Regions from separate parts of the Homo sapiens genome. Here regions 1 and 2 are each linked to region 3. A link is a loop called in an ENCODE intact Hi-C map of the cell type or tissue named here. Cell type or tissue: heart right ventricle. All regions are shown on one strand.

Region 1 (8,000 bases), 280 kb before region 3:
ACACATAGATGCTCCCTATAAACGCATAGTTTTATGGACCTTAAATGTCTCTGATGGTTCTGTAAATGCTACGCTTAGCGAGTGACAGAATTCATGAAGGAAGAGGGGGCTGGCCTTGCTGGGTGTCCACCATGCCCTCTCCTGAGTCTCCTGGGGCCCCAGAGTCACTGCGGCCCAGGGGCATGTTCAGGTAAGTTAGAGAGAGGGGTGCCCTGGCAGGTGGGGAGGGAGAGGCTGTAATCCAGGGCTCCTGGCTTCATTGGTTTGGGCAGCTCTAACAGAACACCTTAGACCCGGCGGCTTATTCCTCACACTCTGGAGGCTGGGAAGTCCAAGATCAAGGTGCCAGGCGATCCTGTGTCTGGGGAGGGCTCCCTGATTCACAGCCTGTGCCTTCCGGTTATGTCCTCATGTGGTGGAAGGAGCGAGGGAGCTCTCCGGGCCTCCATTTCGAGGGCAGGAATCCCATTCACAAGGGCTTCACATTATGACGTCATCGCCTCCCAAGGGCCCCACCTCCTAAGACCATCCCCTTGGGACTTTTGAGTGACACAAACATTCGAACCATTTGGCCCCTGATGAAATTCCTAACCTCCCCTTGTTAGAGTCAGTCTCCTCCCGGCTCTCCACTGCCACTGTCTCTGGCTGCCACCTTGGTCCTAAAGCAGCCTGGCCCTACTGGCTCGCTGCTCTCATTCTCTGGAGCCAGACTTCTGATTCCCATGCATTTGACCTCTGGCCTCCTCAGCCCACACCACCTCAACTCTTGAGCATGGAGCCCAGGAGGAGGTCCCTCCGGGGACAAGGTCACCACCCCTCTGCGCCTCCCTCTAAGGTGCCCCCAACTGTCTCTGCCTCCATGGTCGCTGCTCCCTCCCACCCATCCACATCATCCTGAGAGGCTGTAATCAACCTCCCCTCCCCGCTGTCCCCCCGACATTCCCCTCTGCCCTCCCATCCCCACATCAGTGTCTTAATTCCTTTCCCCGTACTCCTCCATTATACCCTAAATATGGGCTTCTCTATCTGAGAAGTGGGGTCAGCCCGAGGCCAAGCTGAGAACCTGCCCCAGCCTCCCTGCAGGCCTGGCCTGGGACCCTCCTGTGGAGGAGCTGGGTGCCCAGGGAGACCCTCGCAGGCAGCCAGACAGCCTGAAGAGAACAGGGTGAGGGGCAGCGTGGAGGGAGAAGAAGGGAGGGAAGTGGGAGGTAAGGGGGACTAAGAGATGGGAAAGGAGGGGAAAGGAAAGGGGAGCAATGTGGAAAGACAGGGAGCACCTTCTTTAACATTCAGGTCACTCTGGGATAACCTAAGTCACTCTACAGCCTCACCAAAGAGATGGGGGTGAGTGGAGAATGAGGAGGAGAGGGTTGGGGGCGAGGAGAGGGTGGGTGAGGGAGAGGAGAAGGTGGGGGTAGGGAGGAGAGGGTGGGGGGCAGGAGAAGAGGGTGGGGTGGGGAGGAGAGGGTAGGGAATGGGAAGGAGTGGGGGGAGGGGAGGAGTTGGGGGGAGGAGGGGAGACGGTAGGGGGACTGAAAATGGACATGTCCACTTTCCAGGCACCCTCTCCTGCGTGGGAGGAGCCCACAGAAACCTGAGGCTGGAGGGATTCCCTGGTGGGAAAGGCACGCAGGGCTTCGGGGAGACTTGCTGAAGTCTCCAGGGGAAGCCCTGAGCCAGAGCTGGGGTCAGGACTCGCTGGAGCCAGCACCAGGTGACCATGGCCCTGGACAGTGTGTGGAGGGGAGGAACAGAGAGGTGGAGCTTGCGCTTGACTGTGCCTGGCTCCCTGCAGGCCCCCAGGTTCCCCTTTCCAACCCCAGCCATGCCACCGTGGCCAAGATGGAGCAGCCAGAGCCGGGCAGACCAGGAAAACACTGGCATTTTTATCTGTCCAAAATTCAGTTTTTAACACCAAATAGCTGTAGGCCCTGCAAGAAAGAGATGAGGAAGGGGGTCGGGGGGCCTATAAGCTGAAAAATACCGAACAAGCCTCTCCTGCTATTTGTCCTCCTGAATAAAAAAGCAAAAAAGTGGCTTTTCCTCTCCTGGTCCACACCCAGCATGCATTGCTCTGCCTGTGCCTCTCACGCTCACGCTGTCCCAGTTCTGCGTTTATCCTCATGCTGGTGGGTGTCCTCCACCAGAGGGTAGGCTCCTGCAGGCAAAGGGTCTGATTCATTGCTTCCTGCACAATATTTCAGCTCCGTGTACAGTAAGAGCTCAGAGAGCAACTGAATTTGGGTGGCTGGAAAACCGAGTGGTCAGGCCACTGCCAGCCTCATTTTCCCCCAGAAGCAGACCCCGGGAGGCTTTCACCCACAGCCACCCTCAGAGCAGCCAGCCCACTCCCGGAAGAGCTGGACGCTGGATCAGCACGCTCCCCTCCAACACTCCCTGGGGAACAGAGGCCAACACATGGGCTGGAGCACCGTGCTGTGATGCCACAATTCAAGGGCCTATCTTTGTACGCAGCTGAAAAGAGGAAATTCAGCGCCAGCGTAGCTTCTCAGCGGCAGCTCACCCCAAGCTGCCAAGGAGGATGTGGGCAGGCAGTGGGCAGCTGTGTTTCGGGAGGCCTGCAACGCTCCACTTCCCTAGCGCGCTCACATGGGATCCCTGGGTTTCCAGACTCATAATGTGCACGGAGGGACGGCTGGCTGAGAAGTTTTGAAATCCATCCCTCGTCGATGGGGTCTTATGCCAGTTCTACTTAATACTTTGTTTTTCTAATTCTAAGCATCAGTTCTCTGCCAGAAAATGAGTTGCGTTTGCTTCAAAAACACTACAAAACGCAGAACTGGCAAGTATAAATGGCTCTAAATTTAATAAATATTGATCACCCAACCAATGTGCAATATTTTTCTTCCCACCCTTTCAAACCCTTCCTTGAGCTTGAAGTCAAAGTTTAGCTGGAGGACCAGCCTCCCACGCCTGTTCTGGCCTTCGTTCCCAAGTTCAGCCTGGACAGTTAATTGACAACAGGTGCGCCACCCATGGTCCTGGCAGGGCTGACCCGGGCTAGAAGCCTCCAGTGCCCCCAGTGGCAGCCCTTCTGCAGGATTTGTGTCCCAACCCAGTTTATTTGGCAAACAACAGTCTTGATGTGGGTGGAGATGGGAAAAACATCTGCCTTCCTCATCTGGCTTTCAAAATACAGCGTTGCCTAAAAGACTGGAAGGGAGGACAGAGAGTTCTAACTGGCTGGAAACTCCTGCCCAAACAGATGACTTGGAAAGCTGATTTCATTCTGGGGGATGGGTGTGGAGTGTTCTAGACCCGCCCAGCAGGTTACAACCTTTTTCTTCATTCCTTCCTTTCCAGAATTGGTTATGGCTATTTTTTCTTTTTTACCCTGAGCATCCACACCGTATCAAACACCATCCAAGTACACATATTTTGTGTGCAGTAGGTTGATAGTTTCTAAAAGAACACACAAAAGCATCTGAGCCAGACTTAAGTATCGCCAAGAAGGAAAAGGCAAAAGGGACCCTATACTTCTGTGACCTGTCAGTGAAGACTTTAAGAACTGAAAAGGACCTTGTTTCCTCCATCACGTGCTGCCCCCTTGCAAACAAGACTGGTGGCATATTTTGTTCATCAGACCATTCTCGATTCTGGACCTCCCCACAGATGCTCCGTTGCTCTGCAGTATCACCCAGTATCCAACATCGGGTGGCCACAAGCACAGCAGAGAGCTGGTATCATGAAGGGCTCTGATCTCTATAAGTTTTCATTTTTAGAAACAGGCACTTACATTCTACAAGAAGTAATGAAATGTTGGCAAGTAGCAATTGTAGGCATGGATGCAGGGGTTAAATAAAACTTTCCCTTAACCGACTGCTGGAATGGATTAGAGAAATCCTTCAAGACATAAACTGTGTGAAAGAGAAGACAGATTGCCTTTCTTCGGCTGACTGAAACTTAAATATTAAAAATTAGGCTTCTATGAAAGCAGGAAATGGAATAGGAAGTCCAAAAAGTAACCAGGAGTGGAGAGATGAGGAAGTAAGTAAAAATCATGAAGCACCTCCTTGGCTACACCCAGGACCCCGGGGCTTCACTGCAATCTCCTCTCTTTCCAGAGGTTTCTAATCTCCAGTGCTCCTCCATATCGATGCAGAGCAGGACGCCTGTGAGTGACACGAGGTGCTTGTCAAACACACAAGCTCTTGGGCTGAGAGTCTGCAGCTACAGGCCTGAGTGCAGCCAAGGATTTTGCCTGTTGATTTCCAGATGACCCAGATCCACACTTGGGTTTAGACTAGTCTCCAAAACCTAGTCTTGCTGACTTTCTTCCCATATCTATGAGCACGAATGTTGGGCCGTTACATAAGCAGCATTGGAAAATCATTACAAAATTCAAGAAAAAAAATCTGAGCTATTTAAGTACAAGGTTTACTATGAGCATTATTTTGGCTTCATTTTACGTGCCATGCTAGTTTATGAACATTCTATAAGATTTTAGGAAGACATTTTATATTCATAATCAAATATTGAAAGGAGAGGGCCCTTATAGCTAATCTGGCTCAAAATCAGCTTTCTGAGAGGATAAGGATGCTCAGGAACCACTGATTTAGGCTGGTCTACAAAATGCTGCTAAGTGTCAACAGCCTGTTGAAAGTGGCATCGCCCTTCCCTAACCTCTAGTGTCTGTTTGTGGGTGTGCTGAGGAGCTAGGAAGTGCCCATAGCCTTCAGGGAGTATCTAGTGTGGTGGCGAATGGGCAGCCCTTTAAAGCCTGTGCTTCGTGCCCAGCAAAGAGCATTCCCATCAACTCTGTTATTTCAACAGGACTGGGTCCTGGGACCTGGCAAGGAGAACCAGTGGCCCTGGACTCTAGGTTCTGCCCTGGGCTGCCCAGATCCAGCCAGGAAGAGCCCAGGGTTGGCAGGGGATGAGACGTGGGGGCTCCATTGACTGAGCTGCCTAAGTACACGCTGCTGCCTTCCATCCTGCACCCCTTCCCTGCTTGGCCACAGTCAGAGCCAAACTGGAATGAACTGCACTGAAGAGAGAAGTGGCTGCCTCCCCTCCCTCCCTGGGCCACAGCCCTGGCTTCCTCTCCTACAGGAAGGGAGGTAAAGCCGCTCCTTATGAAGGATGTGGACTCAGGAGGGGCCACACACAAAGGGGAGCCTGTCACATGGGGGGAGCAAGTCAGGATGTTACTAACAATCAAAAGCTTCCTTCAAAGGTTCCTGTTTAATTAAAAATTTCAAAGCGTAGGACTTCCAACCTGCTGGTCTCCCCAGGACACCCTGAGGGTCTCAGGGGAGGGTGCACTCAGACAGATGGTGCCTCCCCACCCTATCAGCCACCCCGGCCTCTCTCCTCAGTATCTCCAATATAGGGTTACCTCTTAGGTGGTCCTAGAGAACATTTTATTCTAGTGGTCACCTGGCTGAATGCACAGACGTCCCCTGGGACATCTTGCTGGCGCAGAGAGGGGGGCCTGAGGATACCATCACGGGCAGGCACCGTTCCCAGGACAGGGAGAGAGGAAGCAGATTCGTGCCCTTTCTTCATGGTGGGCTCATCACTGAACAGAAAGGAAATCACTGTCAGTCACTCCAGCTGCCAACCTGGGTCTCCCTTCTGCTGCTGCTGGGTAGCAGGCAGTTTTGGTGACCCCAGGTCATGCACCCAGGGGGATTTATTGCCAAGGTTCCTGGAGGACATCTGCCCCCACTGTTCCCTTTGGAGCGTCTCAGTAAGAGAACCCGTAATGTCTAAAAATAGTGCATGTCAAACTTCATAAGGTTCTAGAAAGAGGCCTAAGTATAGTTATCCACTAATAAATTAAGCCGATTTTGAGAAAGATTAGCTATAGGGGGCCTTCTCAAGATTTGATTACGAAGATAAAGTGCTGTATTAAAATATTACAGACTATTTGTAAAGCAGTATGGCACATAAAATGAATCTCAAAATAATAGTAAACATTTAAATAGCATGGATCTTTTTGCCTTGTATTTTATAATCATTTTTCAATCCTTATTATACTAAAAGCCCAGGATTCTCATTTTGTGGATATGGGGAAAAAAAAAAAAAAGCAAGTCTAAGCAAATAACAAGAAATCTGGTTTCACAACTCCTAGCCCAGTTAAGTTCTCGGGACAGAATGAGGTCCAACGTGGTCAACAAACATGACATCATGCCACCCACGAGCTGGACACGCGACACCTGGGGCTCCAGCTGGCCATGCAAAAGGGTGAGGTCTCCATCCCTCCTTCCGTGACAAAAGTAAGCTCTCCTTTCTGAAGAGCCCTCAAGCCAGAGACTGAACCCCCAAATAAAAATACAACAGAGGTCAGCTCTGAGAAACCAAAATGACTCATCACCTCACCTCCTGTCCTAAGTCCCTGGCTTCTCACACTCTCCCCTCTTGACTGTGTTTCGAGGCAAGGAAAATACCTATCATTGCCAATTATGGAACCTGTTACCAATGAAGGCCACCTTGGCTGCAAACTTATCTTTGATATGGGACATTCTCCATTGCTTGTGGTGGAGAGAACAGACCCTTTTCCCTTCTATGGTAATATGCCCCAATGGAGGTTTTCCACCACGTGAATAATCTAGACGACAGGTTTTCTGTGTAGCATCTTATGCCAATCTACGTCCCTCGTGCACAGCTTTGGAGAAGGGTCCATAGCTCTGTCTAGAGGCCCGTCCACCCTGAGCCCAGAACATCTCCATCCCTCAGGCGGCCGCCTGCAGCAGTGCAGCTGGAGGAAGTAAGTATTTTAGAGCATGTTTTCATACCTTGCTACTAGAGAAGTGGCAAAGCACTCTTGTTTTTGAGAAGTGATAACCTCTTAGAGATGAAAAAGGAAAAAGCTAAGGGGAAGCACTGAGCTGGGGAAACTCTTACAAATCAAGAATCTTATAGCAGAAGAGTTTTGCTTCTTTTGGAAACTGAATCAGTGTCACTAGTGGAATTACACCCCCGTGGGGGATGGGGGGGCACTGTTGTCTGGCAAACAGTGCAAGTCATTTGTCACACCTAAACACGACTAGGTTACCCTCAGCTACACCGTGTCTCCCACCGTGTGACCTGTGATTTCTTCCTGCTCTCCTTTCCATCTGTGTCCATAAAGACTTGGAGTGAGATCCGGTTTGCTTTTCTGCCTCCTCTGTCCTATTTGCCAGAGAAAACATTCTGGAATTCCTCCCAGGAACCTTCCCCCAGTGGTTTCTGTCCAGCCATCCGCATTCTGTCCTTTGGGGAAATATTTCTCCTACCATTCTGCACCAGCAGGTGTGCTAACGTAAGCCTGTGCACGAGCACCACTTTGCCTGAAGATCACATCTGTCACAGGAGTGTCTGTTCTGTGGACAACACTGAGGAACGCCTCTCTTTCCTCATGCCAAGCCACTAGCCCTCCACAGACACTTTCTAAAAACTGCCACCCACATCACAAATGGCTGCTTTTACTTCTCTCTCTACTCTCCCAGCTCGTTTTAAATGCTCCAGCTTAAATTTATCACATGTCCTCACTGGAGTTTACGGATAGCTTCTAATGTACCCTAATTCTAGAGTTATGGGAGAGAGGAGCAAATAAAGTACAGGATGTGGCTAAACCAATTTGTAAAAGGAAAGGAAAAAAATGCAACCCAGGCAGAAAACAACGGCATTCTTTTCCTATTAAATGTAAAGCAAATATTAAACTCCTGCAAGGATTTTAGAATTTATATCCATACCCATGCATTTATATCCTAATTGCTCATCACTATGGGAACCAGGTATTTTTGACTGATACTTTAAATATAATAAAGACACAAAAGAAAAAAATAGATCCAGCTTTCTGGGTGTAGACATTTTTCTAGGTGGTGCTTAATGAATTTAAGCTTCTGAGAGATGGTTTGTATTCATTGGATCCCCTATCCTGATACCAGACCCTAGTTCCTTGGTCTTAAACTGCAAGGATCAGACTCGCCTGGAGGCTTGTGAACATCCAGACTGGTGTGGGGCACCGCCAGAGTGTCTGACTCACTGGGTCT
Region 2 (8,000 bases), 140 kb before region 3:
AGAATGTCAAATTCTTACATTTTCTTTTAAATAGTGTTGAAAGCCTCAATAAAATTGAAAGTGTGCGTTCTTTATTCTCATATTGATACATGCATTTTCTGGGGGTGGAGGATAAGCAGCACTTTCCAGCTGCAGTTGGCTTGAGAGGATGAAGCACATGCACTTTTTCCAGTTGGTTTATTGCATTTCATGTACGGTCATGCAGTTCTCCGTTCACATGTGACCTGTGAACACCTATTTCGACTATATATATATATATACACAATTTCCACAGTAAAATTTTAAATGTTTCATACATACCACTACAATATAAACCATAAAAGATATATTTGGTAATAAAAACTTAATAGCACTTTTAAGTTATAAATTAACTTTTACCCTGGAAGCTGAGATCTTCCCACAATGTGGTGTCTTTTGCCAAGAAGAGGCAACAACATTATAATGTGGAATCAACACTGTGGCTGCCCTTTGCTGCACCTATCGCCTCCTTCTACTATGAATTAATTCATTCGCCTTCTCCCCCACCCCCTGGCAATTAGTGCAGCAGAAACACAGAAACGAGAGGACTGTGCTGAGGTTAACCAGTTTGATTCCACATTGAAGGCACGAGTGCATATAATGTTGGTAAATCTCTTCATATCAAAGGCATCTCAATTTAGATCACTTAAACTACAGATAAAATTAGATGTGTAGCACATATTTCTAAAATATTGTCCATATTTTTTCCATTTTAAATAAAGGTATTAAGGAATTCGTGACAATGTAAAAAACTACTCTATGCACTTAGAAAAATTGTGAATTCGAAAAGTTGGAGAATAATTTTTGCTAAATAAATAATCATTTGGCAGTAAGTTCTATTCTACCTAAAATAATTTGCTTGAAATGCTGTAACAGCTACTTCTTATCAAGGAATAAAGACAGGCATCACATCCTGGTCAAACATGCAAAACCACTCCCACCCCACCCCATCCTAAAACTAAAGAAACCTTAGGCTGTCACACGTGAAAGTGTTATGACATATATATATACACACACGTATATATATGAAGAGTCTTGATTTGGTAGTGAGCAATTTCATTTAAACCTATCGTTTGCTTTTGGCACACTAAAAAATTCAGATCCTTATGTAGTGTTTAGAAAACCATAACCAGACACCGATTGTGTGTACGTATGCACATCCTGGTTTTATGGGCAGGGTGCCTTCGTGACCTCTTACACCTGGAGCTACTGCACTGGTGCGTATGGGAGTAACTACTTTCATGTTAAGTTTTCCCTGACATTTTGCCTAAAGGAAAAGTTTAAGGACATTAATTTCACCAACTTCTTGACTGAAAGCTCAGCTTTCAACTGTTTTGTCAAATAGTTTCAATCAATCAACTGACTCTAGAATTTTACTATTCTTGGAATTTGGTAGTTTCATGTTTAATATTGTAACCTGTATAAAAATGAAATCTGTAATGTTATTTTCGCCTTTTAAAACTTTTTTACATTTCCTACATAAAAGGCAGCAATGACATAATTATACATAAAGTACCCTTAACTGAAAATGAGATGAGGCTGCATTCATAGGCTTCAGAGAATAGTAAATTGCATAGAAATTCATCAATTTAAGTTACATGGTACCATGACAACTTGTATATTAGCAGCTTGACAGACAGCTTCGAATTTTCACAGACTACTACATGAACTGTTATGGCAACGGAAACTTTTACAAATAGTAGCATGTTAAAAGACCTGTCCACCTAACAGTACACTACCCACCGCTCCCATCAGAGACATGACACGGTTTGTTTACATGATCCAAATGACCATCTCAATGGTGATTCGCTGTTATCACTCACATCAGCTAACACTACTCTGTGTATTTATATGTGTGTATACATATTTATGAAATGAGAATACCTGGACAGTCTGATTGGTTAACAGCGTATTGGTACAGTTTTGTCTTCTATTACATGTCATTCATTTCAGCCCTCAATTTTAGAACTCTAAATAAATAAAATGTAATTTACAAAGATAAATTGTTATTTACAAATGCAAAAATTCATCCTGAGGATTTTGGTATCTAGGAGAACTGTTTCACAGAAAAAAGCAAGTATCAATCTGTGAAATAAAAATGCACCTTGAGTTAAACTAAATAATTCATAATTACAGGTTAATTTACCCAAGTTCCAGCCAAGAAAAGCATGAAGATATTTAAGAAATCTTAAATTGATTTGCATGCAAGAAATTAATCACATACAACTTTTCAAATCCCAATGTTATTCCCCCTTAAACTTCTTGTTTAATGTTTTAGTCTGACTGTATTTGTAAAGTAGGTGACAGAGAAAAAAATACCTGAGGAAAGCTCAGTAACGTGCTGAGGGTTCTTTTCCTCACTGGAAAGCAGCGGGGCTTCAGGCCACCATGAGAAACAGCCAGTGGGCCTTTGACTTTACCCAAGTTAAGCTCCCCTAATAGGAGTAGTTAGCTAAACAAGTTCAACGCTTTCCAAAGGAAAAAGGTCAAGTTAAAACAAAAATCTAAATAAAGGTAAAATATCAACAGTTTCTCTGCTTTACAATGTGACCATAAAATTACTTATTTACAGAAATTAAAAGAAATGGTTCAACAAAGAATCAAACTGGTTTCTCCAGGTATATACCATGACAATGTATCTTTTTACTCGATGCTGTGAGCAGACAGTGATTATTTTGGAGAAGGAAAAATAAGGTGTGGAATTAGTAATGCAGATGCTGAAAGGCAAGTGGCAAGAGAAGAATGCCTCAAACAAAGGCTACTTTGTTCCCATCTCTACTGCACCTACACCCACACCCGCCCCGGCCCCCAAGCTAAAAGACCAGAATAACCAAAGCCATTTTAACAGTAGTGTGCAAAACTGTCAGCTGACAAACAACATAAAAACAAGTCACACTATGTTATCTGTGGTCACGTTCTTCAGGGTTAGTCCAGTAACTCAAGACTTTACATTCTTTTGTCTTTATTTGTTTATTTTAATTAAACATATAAAGGTTAATAAACAGACAAAGTCCAGAGTTAGTAGGTTGGTATTATAACATTTATTAAAATAATGCTGTGGGTTAATAGAAACAGCAAAGAACCAAAGAATTAAAATGCAAGCTATGTAAAATCCCAACTAAAACCCAAAAGTGTCTAATGTATTCATTCATTAGCTAACTAAAAGCCCAAAAAAGACAAGACACCCAATATAATAAAGTACTGCAAAACAATTGGCAATTTTCAGTTATCAAAATTGTGGATTTTGCATTTTGTATCCTTTTCTCAATCAAGAAAAAAATTCTTTTTGAATGTTATATAACATACATATAAAACAAGATAGAAAAATACATTATAAACTTGTAACAATGGCTGTAAATACATTATCTTACATGTTTCTCATAGGCAATAGGTTGGTTATGGTACATACATAGCATGAAACTAAGATAATAAAGAATAGACAAAAATACATGTCAGCTGTACGATAACATACAAGCGACACTCCCATCTACCCACGCTAAAAAATTACATAATACTGTCAGAAAAAAAGTCTTAAAAACTACATATTTTAATAAGAAATAAATTCAATAAAGAATGATAATACTGAGAACCAAGGCATTCAGAGATTTCAAAAGTCATGCTTTTTTCAGTTGATCCAAAATTTTGTCAACCAAGTTTTCAAAAGTTTGTTCAGAGCCAACATTCCCTATAAATGTCACACATTTATTATTTCATACATTTACTTTCTTCCCCATAAAAGACCTTTGATAAACATCTAAAATGTCCAGGTATAACATAGTTGAGATGAAACTGGATCAAATACTGGTATTGTTTTTAACAACTATCACCTCAAGTGTTTGAGTGTCGCAAATTTATTCAACCAACCAAACAATATAAAAATCAAAATGGCACAGCATATATTGTAAATAAATCAAAACTGTATGTGTAACAGAAAGACAAAGCAGTGGCATATTAAACCAAAGCTAGCTGGATACAAAACAATGAATGTCTATTGCATAGTAAATAAACTGACAACGGTTTCCAAGTGAGACAAGATGGTGGGGGAGGTCACCAAGAAGGTAATGACTCAGCTTCCTGCTGACCTCTGACTGTGATGCTGGGAAGGTGTGGAAGAGGGGACGAGTTGATAAGCTGGGCGGGGGGGGGGGTCCACTGTCACTTGAGATTTGCCACGTCTGGTACTGAGCAGTTAATGATTATTCACTCAAGTGTTTAGATGTAGGCTTTGCACACAAATTGCTTCAACTACATAACTAACTGTTTCAACTTCTTGAGAAATTAGAAGCTTAAGCTGAAATGTGGTTGAGTATTTATATGCACTATGATGCTAGTTTTTCACATTCTTTTAAAGTTAAGGGGTGGGGGAGGCAGAGGTTATTGAAACAGTAAAAGGATACACTACACCAGTTATCTGGTATGATATAAAGACATGTGATTAAATTTGGGTGATTTAAAACATTGTTTTCTAGAATGAAAATCACAAAGATTCACTTTTGTGAAAACATTTGCTAGGTATCCTATTATATTCAATTAATTAAAAACAAAAAACAAAATCAAATGAATGCATCCCCCTTCTCCAAATAAAACAAAGCTCTAATTTTGTCTGTAAACTGAAGTTTAGATGACACATAATTTTTATCTCAGAATCCTTTGGGTTAACATTGAAGATTGGAATAACCAAAAGTATTAAACTATTCTTTTAAAGAATGATGTTTTAAAACTTACTAGTCAGGCATTAGAAAAGTTATCAAATCTTTTCACAGTATCAGATTTGGCAAATTTGCATCAAGGTAACGTGGCAAAAATCCTATAATTCAAACTATCAACTCATTTGTCTCCCTCATATCTTCTTTCACATACTGGGCGACTGAGTAACATGCATTAACTTGTATTCTGAGGGAGGAGCTGATCTTTATGAGACACTTGACTGAATGACCATGAAGGAAAATAAGGCACTTTCTTTTCTTTAGACTTATTCCAATACTTAAAAAATAAAAAAGAAAGACAAAAAGGCTCTTTTGGTCTTTTGTTTCTTGACAACCACCAGAAAAAATCATTTAATGAAATAAAGGGTTTCTTTGTTCTTTTTCTTTTTTTTTATAACACTTGAAAGTATAAAATGCTACATTTCCAAAAATATATATATTTTTTTCTGCACCAGCACCCTTGTATAGTAAAAGTATCTACTTTTTGTTCATTTGTTTCAATGCACTACACTTTATCTACAATTTCATTACATGTATACAGCAAATAGGCAAGCATGGCTTTTACATCCTTAATGATTTTTTTCTATACAGGGAGGTTTAAAAAAAAATACTTGAACAGTTTGCCCAGTAATGTGACACATAATGCATGTACCTTGTTCTCATATTTTTTTAGGTGTAAAATAAAGATTCAGTAATTTTAACTCAGATATTTATCTTTTTAAAAATAGTGTTGCAGTTTTGTTATTTGCATTACTTTTCAAAACTCCTTAAGTTTTTCTCTCATGGCACACTTTCTTCTAATACTTCAAATTTTGGCAGGCAATATAAAAAAGGCTGCAACTTCTGCCCTTTGAGGGCACTGTAGTGACTAAACAGCATATCAAATTTTGAATACTTTTTGAAATCACTTCACCAATGATATCCCTGACCGAAGGTTCATGCATGATGCATCATCACACAGTACATTCAGAGAGAGCTTTGACTTCGCTATGAGAAGAAAAAGATTCCTAGAAGTCTCTCACAGTAACTGCCTCTGTCATTGAGTAGTTAAGGACCATCTGTCTCCCCTTCTTAAGAGAGGCCTTCTTACCGTTCGCTTAGGGTGGGATATTAAAAGATGATCAGTGCTGTGGGATGAATTGGGCCTTATTGCTTTACTACTATTCAGTGCAGTTTCTAGAACCACTTTCACCCAAACAGGAAAAAAAAAAAAAAAAAGCTGAGTTGGAGGACAACAATTTCTTTGTCTTTTGTTTGGTTAGATGGTAAGACGAACGGACAAGTGCCTCAGCTCGCTGCACTGACGACAGGCAAGCAAAGGCGATTACCAGTTAACTGATCAGCAGGCAGGCATGGTCAGGTCATCATTGGGTGAAGAGTTCAGAGGTCAGAAGGTCATAGGTTAGTTGCCGGTGGCGGCTGGGTGGTTAGAAACAAAAAAAAACAAAACAAAAAAAAGAAAAGAAAAGATAGAGAAGAGATTAGTTTCAGCTAGTGACGGCTTAATGACAACATGAAAAACTAATCACAACTAATAAAAAAAAAAGCATGTTTAATTCTGACAAACTGATTGACACCATCTACAGAATACAATTAAAATCATGACAATTTCGTATCATGATTTGAACAAATGAAGAAGAGCCCACTCCCACAAAAAAAAAAAAAAAACTGGTTAACAAGAAAAAATAGAAATAAAATACAACTAACAACTAATAGTTAGTAGCAGTCAATGAAGGAAATTGAAAAACAACAATGAATAGGTTTGGTATACAGAATTTTTAAACAGTCAGTGCAGTTATCAGTATCTGACTGCTATTAAGCATTAGTATTCTCTAAGATGCAAGCATTAAAGCAACTATTAATGATGGATGTGATTATTAATAACTGATGATTAACAGAAATGAATCTAAAGAAATTCAAAATTCTATGAACCATTTGGTTCAACATAAACTCTGGGCCAAACAAGGTTTCTTTTGTTCAATAAATGTTTATTGCTTTTTCAATTATTCTATTTACAAACAACATGGAATTTCTTGGCCTCATGATACAAAGCGATACTAAACTGTAGTCTAGCAGTGTAGGCAACATCATGGGAACCAGAAAATGGCCAGGCCTTTTGCACTAGCCAACACTTTCCAGTTGAAAATACTATTTTACACATATAGAACACTTATAAAATGCACTTGCATGTAAACACTGTAAAATCCTGCCATTTAAAATTCTACACTCAAAAAGCTCTAAGTACATCAAAAAATAGAAGAAATTTCTAATTGATACCAATAAGGCATTTTAAAACTACAAACAGCTTTCTTTATTCAATTTCAAAGCTAATACTCTGCAAATACAATAAAATCTGACATTTCATATACATTCCTGCTTTATATTTTTATATTTTAAAAGAAGCCACCTGTAAATACTATTTTCTTTTGCAAAATAACAAAAAGGACAAAAAAACTTTAAAAATTACAGTAAAACATAAAGTAGTTCTCAAGTGGAAAAGTTATCATTCCCAATGTCCTTGAGTTGTTCCTTCCTTAATCAACCTTTGTCACATTCTGCTTCACCAAACTTGGTCCACTTAACAGTAGTATAATTTTTAAGACTCATTCAACAGCTTAATTATTTCTACTATATTCTGAGGTTTGATAGAATTTTCTGTACTGTTGCCATTGTGACTAAGGCAGAGGAGATGTGAATGAAAAGATATTCAGTGCAAAGTTAGATTCTGTGCCACTTCATAAATCAAAGCCCAGAAGGTGTAATGTTCAGTTTAAATGATCCAAAATAATGGACTGATTTACCTTCATATGACAAAAATGTTTTCTATAGTCTATCATTTAGAACAGTTTATAAATACTACAAAAATACTGTATCTTCAATGTGACCAAATCTTCCCTGAATTTCTTAAAAGTGGAATTTTATTTAAAATAAAAATTGCTGCTCCAAAATCATAGAAGAAAATAAATATTTAACATGATGTAGTCATACTACTTCACAGGTATTCCAAAATATAGAATCTTAAAGCATTTTTGATGTTACTCATAGTTTTGATTAAAACTGTTTAAAGTTTCTTATACAAATTATGTAAGTGATGGTTTTTGTATTACTCAGAAAAAACTCTGACTTCTTTTCTGAGTGTGGAATATATAAACGAAGTGAGTGACCATTTATATATACCAGGACACCTAGACTACATCCTCTGCCAAGTCTTGGCCTCCTACACAGGTGTGTCACCATGCAAGACCATACAGTTCATTACAACTAAAAGGTCAGTTG
Region 3 (8,000 bases):
ATTCTAGCCTATAAAACTACAACCTGTACAGAACATCAACACAAACATGTCTAAATATTAGTCTAGCAATCCTTTATCTTAGACTTTTATCACATTATTCCAAAGCAAATGACTCAGATCTATAACAAAGTGGGGAAAGAGAGAGACTACTCTTAACAAAACATTTTAAATTACTGGCTGACACCTGACACAGGAGGATCACTTGAGGCCTTAAGTTTAAGACCAGGCTGGGCAATATCGTGAGACCCTGTCTCTTACCAAAAAAAAAATTTTTTTTAATTATCCAGGCATGGTGGCTCACCCCTGCAGTCCTACCTCTCTGGAGGCTGAGGCAGGAGGATCGCTTGAGCCCAGGAGTTAGAGGATGCAGTGAGCTATGATAGCACCACTGCCCTCTAGCCTAGACAGGGTGAAACCCCATCTCTTTAAAAAAAAAAAAAGGGGGGGGATTTTAAATTATTTATATTGTGTAAAACATGGAAAGTGAAAACCCTTAGGCAAATATTCAGTGAATTGTTCCTAGACCTAGATTCACCCTGCTGGAAAATGCTAATGGACACTACCTAGGAGAGCCTTTGTCTTTGGTTTAACATCAATTTAATGATAATATGACTGTGCATTAGATGCTTGATTGTATTCTTATTTGGAGGAAGAATTTAAAATACCCTGGGTAGATACTTCCAGCAACAAAACAGAATTAAATTAATTAAGACTATTCACAACAGAAGGTAGCCACATTACACAATTATCAGTCATGACATTATTCTGCTTAGAGGGGATCAGGCCCAAAGGTACTCTTACTTGTTAATAATGTAACTTAAATATATTTCTGTCCCAAGAGCCAAATGATCTAACATGCCTGAAACCAGCAGTTTCCAAAATATAAAATGTATTCATATCCTTTGTAAAGGAACAGCATTTACATATATAATGAAGAATGGGTCTACGATCTCTCAAATCCACACCCGCTTTAAAATTGCAGAATTACAGGGTTTTTTTTTTTTTTTAATAAGAACAGTTTTTTGTTTTTTTTTTTTTACAAAAATCTTTAGGGCCTTCCAAATAAAATGCTATTCTACTATCCACCCTTAGACTTCCCTTTTATAAAGGCTACAAAGGTCACCAAAACTTTATGATATAACTGAATGAGGGGAGATAATATATTCTATTAATAGATTAAAATCTAAGTTCACAGAAAACAACCGGTGTTACTGACAGATCTCACAAAATTGCATCTTAATGTTTGTTTAAATGACCTAACAAAGATAAGTATTTTTCTTTCCAAAATTTACTAATTCCTCTTCACCTCACAATTCAGTCATTCCCAAATTTAAAAAATGTAGATGTAAACCAGGCATGAGTTACAACATGAGCATATTTCTCTGTATATACCTATTTTAAAGTAAGTTTCAGTTTGATGTTTAAGCTGGCAGGATTCTATGTTAATTTTTTTTATTTAGAGAATTACATTTTTAAAAAACAGCACATCTTAATTTTTATTTAAATAACAAATGCATTTGAGTTAGACAAAATTCATTACTGAAATCATTTGACTGAATTGTTATTTAATGAAAGCCAGACAAGGACAGTTTTCTTGCTTCCTTTCAATTGAAACCTGAAGCCCAACCTAAGTGGAATAATATAACTTTTTTTTTTCCAAGGGGTACTTTGATTTGACTTGAGCCAGCACTCTCATTCAAAATTAAGATTCCCAAACAATTATTGTTTAAACCTGCCTCCACCCAAGGATCCACAGATCTTTAACAATCCCCTAAAATTTCCCTTAACATATCCTCAGAACTAGTACCAAGAATAAAAGAAAGAAAAACCGTATTTCCTTAACCAAGTAATTTCAGAAAATGCTCAGTTAAACCAAGTTAACTTTCTTGACTGCAAATCCTGGAGACTTAATATGGCAACACATCCTGAATTCACAAAAGGAGTATGCAGAACTTCCTGGACTACAGGACCCTTCTTTTCTCAGACTACCTCAGGAGACCAGTATTCCATGGAACACACTTTTCAAACATCAGCCTAAAGCCTTCCTTGTTCAGAGTTAAATTAGCAGATTTTTGTTCTCTCACTTCCAACCTAACCTATACTTTTTCAAGCCATTAGAGTAAAAAGCAAACTGGGAAGATGGGGAAAAGAAAGCATACTGGTAAAAACTATGCCATACTATCTAGACCAGAATATGCTGACAACTAATCTATCCTTTAGAGCTTAGGCCCATCAGCTCAAGAATTCACACACTCGCTAATCCAGATGTACCTATTCCTCCATGCTCCTGATCAATTCATAAGCCCAATCACCTACACATACAGAAAAAAACTGAAACACATGGCTTCATAATAAAAGCTAAGTAAAATCCAAATGCACTAGGAAAACAAAAAAAATAAAAAGCCAAATTAAGCATACAGATAAACAATAGTTAAAATTAAAAGTTAGGCAGTAAGATACCCCTCTTCTCCAAAAACCTAAAGAGAGTCAAAGTCAAGAAAAAAGAACATCTGAAAATGAAGGGAAGAGAAGGACAGCAGCAATCACAGCAATCTACCACATTAATATATCACTCTATAATGTAATGCCTGTACAGGATAGAGATAAGAAAATCTGGACTAAAAACAGAAATATGGAGGCAGATAAAGGAAAAAGCTAAGACCAAAGGTATAAAAAGCTCTCTCTAATAGAGAATTATTTACACCTTCCTACTCAGAATGTTCCCACATTCAAGAACACCGTTCCCTGTGTCTAGAACGCCACTCCCTTACCTGTTCTCCACTTCAATCCTACCTGTCCTTTAAGAGCCAGATGAAATTTTACCTCCTCTCCTGAAACATTCCATAGCCTCCTCAGCCAAAAACACCCTCTTTAGCACCAGTCTTTAGTCTTCTTGGTATGTTTCTATTTCCTTTGTTACTCTTATTTTCATATTCTTTCCAACTACTGAGATAACTTGAAGGAATGAATTTGAAGCTTTAGTGTGTCCCTCATAACATCGCACACATATTAATAGCATACAACCAAACAGCCTAGAATAGAATGAAAAGTTTCAATTAAGTATGTTAAGTCACTAAAAACTAATACATGAAATATGCAACTCTGACATTATTCGAAAATCACGTTGCATCCTAACAACCAGTTTCTACTGCAATGCAACATAAAATGCTTATTTCAGATTAACTGCATTGCAAAAATAAGAGTTTGGTATTCATAATTCCCAGTTACAGTATTTTGTAACTTAAGGCTTTTAAAAAAGTAACTTCTAAAGCCACTTAATGCTATCATTACACACATTTCCTGAAAGCAAAGTGGCAAGTCCAACAGATTAGTTAAGTAAATTATAATATACCTCGACAGCATGAAATATATTACTATAAACATTATATTTGCAAAGAATATGAAATGGCAAGGAAAAATTTTGCTCATGATATAATTTTTTTTAAAAACCGTAATTCCAATTTTGCTACATCCATAAACACTGGTGGGGGGGGACTACAAGGAAACATTAAGAGCAGCTATCAGTGCATGATGAGTACTTTTAACTTTTTAATTGATATATTTTAGTTTTTCCCAATAAGGAATATTTCTTCTGATAAATAAGTTCTTTATAACAGTTCTTTAGGATTACTGAAAGAAATTCAAGCTTCTCATAAAATCTCTAACAACTATAAGAAACAATCTTAAAATGTATAGACAAAATTGGCCATTGCTATATTTCCCTGAAAAGAAGTAATTCCCATTAAGGTTCAAAGACAATGTGCTACGCTATCTCTGTGCCCTCACCACTGCTTCTTCCAGGAATGAAAAAAGTTACAAACCATGCTACTGCCAAAGATGAACTGAAAATCTGTGGATCGATCTCCAATTCTCTACATTTTAGGAATAACAGAAAAGGAAAAAAGTGGGGCTGGGGAGCAGGGACTAAAATGCAAGTTATTATCAGTTACAAAGGTGGCAAAGTCAATCTCTTCCTCCTTGGTTCTCTATATAGAAACAAGACATATTCTTCTCTCCTGTGCAGAGTTCAATTTCAAGTCACTGAAGGCAAGAGTATTTTAAATTGCCTTGACAGTTTAAAAAAAAAAAAAGCTCAATATAACTGAACTAGGAAAATATAACTTAAATACATTAAAGTACACTTCTGAATCACATCTAAGAAGGAACTTAAATGAGCAGTATTTCAACAATTGCAAAGCATATGTTAAAGCAATCTATGTAGTATTTACCTACTAAAAAAGCTAACAGTATGTCGTAATGCTATAAACTATAATAAAAGTGAGATAAGACTATCTTTTTTACTGCTGATAATTTTTTATTACTATGATAAAACTATGATCCCCAAAAGAACTTTCTCTTCATATAACATATAGTAAACTATGACACATTTTCTTCTGATTTATTTTAATAAACAGAAATAAACTGCCTAAAGACTTTATAATTACAAAGAAAACGTACAAACAGGATACCTCTCAATATATGTGACTCAGTCACCCACCAAAACAAAAACCCTTCAAACAACTGAGTTGTAAAGGCAGAAACTATTTCAGAAAATAGCTGCAATCAATCTGATGTACTAAACTAGTTACATTTAATATGGTCAACATACCAACATATAGTCTCTTAAAAAGACAAGTTCTTTAAAGAACTATGACAACTTTTTCACATGCCAATGAAAATACTCAATTAGGTAACTGTTATTTGTCACATTCCTGAGCAACTCTTCCCTTACAATTTAAAGGAGAACATTTTCCTATTCTGGCAAAAGGGTTATTTCTCAACACATTTTAATCACTGAGTGCTCTCTTTTGTGTACTAACATCCCCATCTGCTGGAACATAAGTTCCTTACTACTAAAAGTTCTTAATGACAACAAGTTTGCACTAGAGATTTTGCAACTACTAAGAAATACAATTTTAAGACTTACTTTCTACCTATGAGGTTTCCCCTACTTCATATGACTTTAAAAGCTTTAAAGATCTATATATATTTTTACTGATATTATTCAGAAGAATTCACTAAATTGAAACATTTTGCCTGTCATATTCTTTTTTCCCTACCCTTCGTGCTTAAGATACAAAGCACTAGTATAAACAACCATCTCCTTGTAAGTTATCTTTCTGGATCATATTGCCATCACACACACACGCGCGCACACACATGCAGGCACACACACGCACGCACCTGACATTAAAATATATGTGTATTTTCCATGTCTGCTGAGCATAAGGTAAAAGCTAATAGAAGCAGTAAGTACAACAAAAGAACACAGCTAATAAATGACAGCATCAAAAAGTCAAAAACAAGATTCAGTAGAAATTAAAACTTAGTATACACAGAATGAGGACCCCCCCACCAAAAAAGGAAAATAATTGTCATCAACCAGAAAAATGGGTCACTGGCTATATTATTGGTAACATGTCTAAAACAAATTTAAAAATTTTAAAGATAGTTTTACTGCTATTAGTAATATTATTAATTTTGTTATTTTGAAAGTATTTTCCTTAATATTGTAGAATAAAGCAAATAAGTATGTCACCATCAAGAACAACATTAGTTTAGCTGTGGCCAGCAAAAAAAAAAAAAAAAAAAAAAGGTACGAGTATAAAATTAACAGTAACGTTAAAAAATTGAATTGAAAATATAAAAATGAATGAATGAATTTTAAAGTCAATACTGTCCATAGAAAATGGCTCAGAAGTAATCACATCCTGAGAGTAATGAACATGTTTAACACCTAAATTCAAGTATTTCATACCATTCCTATTGGAGAAATGGCCAAGTGTAGCTCCAGAACAGGCAAGGCAGACAAGGCACAAGGGAAGCCTTGTGCCCCAGAAAGCAAGCAGCAGTTCAACAGACACAGGAGCCAGTTTAATTATCAATGGCTAAAGTTGTAATAATTTTAACATCAAAATTAATTATAGTTGACTTAAGTACATTGAATCTATGAAATCCATGAGTCTACAAAGATGATTAGAAAAGAGAGAAAAAATTCATTGGTCTCCATTTGAAGCAACTAGCAAACCAACACTTTACTTTGAGAACCAAGTAATAATAAGCAGCAGCATATATCTGGCTTGCCCCATTAGAAACTCACTTCAAAATCGCAATGTATTTCCGTGTTGGGGTCAGAAAGCTGTACCTTTCAAAGGATGCCAAGTAATTGCAGAAAGAATGGCAGAATTAAAGTATCATCATGGTGCAAGCTCTGATGAAACTGATTCAGGCAAAAAACTGGTCAAAACCAGGTGTGAATGTTGACGGGGCACCTTTGGTCGATGGGGCACCTTCTGGTTCCAAGTGGGGAAACAAAACAAAACAAAACAAAAAAAACTACCTTTAAAGTACAAGGATCCATCTATCACCACTCTAATCCAGGTATCAATCTTTCCTTATCTGATGGCAGAGCCAGTTACTGTGCCTCCTGATGTAAGATAACAAAGTACACAGCAGCACCTATGAAGTACTCCAGTGGAAGATGCTATTCTTGAACCTACTTTAGAACTAGCTTCCAATGTTAATAGATACACAGGGCATAAAGGAACAAGCCCTGAACAAGTTAAATCAATGTCATTTGAAAAAAAAAAAAAAAGAGATGGTTCTAGATTTAAAAAGGCGTAACAACCAGATTTAATGAGCAGTATTGAGTAAGATTCTGGTTTGAACAATCCAGCTATAAAGAATATCAGGGGATCCACTACAGAAATCTGAATATGGACTGGTTATTACGTTATCTGTAGGATTAATCCATCTTGCTCAGTGTAATGTCACTATGTAAGGAAGTGTTAACTTTTAAAGATACACAAATATGTATCTCTCTAGGGATAGAATGTCAAGATATCTCTCATTTACCTAAAATAAACACAAAAATTAATACAATTAAATTTTAAAAGCCCGCATCAAACTTGGTAAAACATATTTAAAGGATCTCTGAAATTGGGACAAAATTTTCTTCAAGGCAAATTAATTCAAGAATTCCTAAGATTTTCTCCAAGAGTCTCTTCAATTGTCTTTAGCTCATATAGAAATAAAAGCTCAATTCTCTAACTAAAAATTGGGCTCTGACAGCTAAACAAATGAGCCCCACATGTTCTCAATCCTTCAGGATGAATACACTAACCTGTAGGTAAGGAAAACAAAGACTTGTTTCTAGTTAAAACAAAATTTAAAAAATCTTTAAGGAGTTTAAAATACAGAAAACTCAATATAAATATTTTTATTAATACTATTTTGAGAAAATATCACTACTCAAAAAATTTTCCTAAAGGGTTAGCCACGTATATAATAGTTTGACTCTTCACACTTCATCCAATGTCTACTTTAAACCCATATATATTGTATACATTCTCAGTTTATGCACAAAGAGTTCATTCTGACACCCCCAAATAATCCAAGCCTTAAAGATTCCCTACAACCTTCAGAATAAAATTCAGACTATGTATTCTGGCCTTCAAGGCCCACCACAATCTAGCCCTAACCTGGTCTGCTTTCTGTAGTCTCTATCTATTCCCACTACTTCTATCTATGCATTTGCCATTCCAACTAACTAAATCCGTACCTATTTCCTAAGCCTTGCCCATCACCATGGTGCTGGCAATGCTGCACCTTCCCTTCTCCTGGAACATCCTCCACCTTCCCATTCACCTCATTAAATCATACCAGCTGTTAATATCAACTCAGGTTCCACTTCTCAAATAAACATAACTAGATAGTTCAGCTCAAAGTGACATCCTCTAAACTACCAGAATGTTAGTAGTGACTCTCATGCACATAAAAACTAGCTGAACCTACATGGATACATCATCTTTCTTTTTCTTTTCTCATTCTCTAAAAGCTGTTTTGCTTATTTAATTGTTTATCCTATCATAAGCGATTTTAAAATGTTGATAGAAAGCAGATGACGCAGGCCGGGGGCAGTGGCTAACACCTGTAATCCCAGAACTTTGGGAGGCTGAGGCAGGCATATTACCTGAGGTCAGGAGTTGGAGACCAGCCTG

What was found. Peaks named below come from ENCODE experiments on the same cell type or tissue, not always from the same donor. Only the 100,000 strongest peaks of a DNase experiment are listed, where the experiment ranks them.
Region 1: a loop joins it to region 3, with 2.8 times the contacts of the local background. A loop is called at or near these places in 21 of 110 quality-filtered maps.
Region 2: it touches region 3 in a loop (3-fold over the local background); 32 of 110 quality-filtered maps call a loop at or near these places.

Annotation. Positions count from the first base shown.
Region 1 is chr6:163,706,902-163,714,901 of GRCh38, reverse strand. LOC124901498 reads left to right here and starts at 525. Exons shown (of 5, transcript XM_047419664.1): 1 at 525-835; 2 at 1,035-1,165; 3 at 1,294-1,344; 4 at 1,560-1,714; 5 at 2,205-2,847. The coding sequence starts at 773. The coding sequence ends at 2,479. RefSeq lists an enhancer at 6,449-6,568. In heart right ventricle, a CTCF peak has its summit at 3,034; DNase peaks (open chromatin) are centred at 2,531, 3,001, 4,162, 5,100 and 3 weaker places; H3K27ac peaks cover 5,872 bases.
Region 2 is chr6:163,568,837-163,576,836 of GRCh38, reverse strand. QKI (QKI, KH domain containing RNA binding) reads right to left here. Exons shown (of 8, transcript NM_006775.3): 8 at 1-6,143. The coding sequence ends at 6,127. Among named protein-coding and RNA genes, the nearest start is that of QKI, 160 kb to the right of the region's middle. In heart right ventricle, no CTCF peak of the experiment used is centred here; no DNase peak of the experiment used is centred here; H3K27ac peaks cover 2,824 bases.
Region 3 is chr6:163,424,839-163,432,838 of GRCh38, reverse strand. The region is part of intron 1 of QKI (QKI, KH domain containing RNA binding); the gene reads right to left. Among named protein-coding and RNA genes, the nearest start is that of QKI, 14 kb to the right of the region's middle. In heart right ventricle, a CTCF peak has its summit at 4,836; no DNase peak of the experiment used is centred here; H3K4me3 peaks cover 2,100 bases; H3K27ac peaks cover 3,722 bases.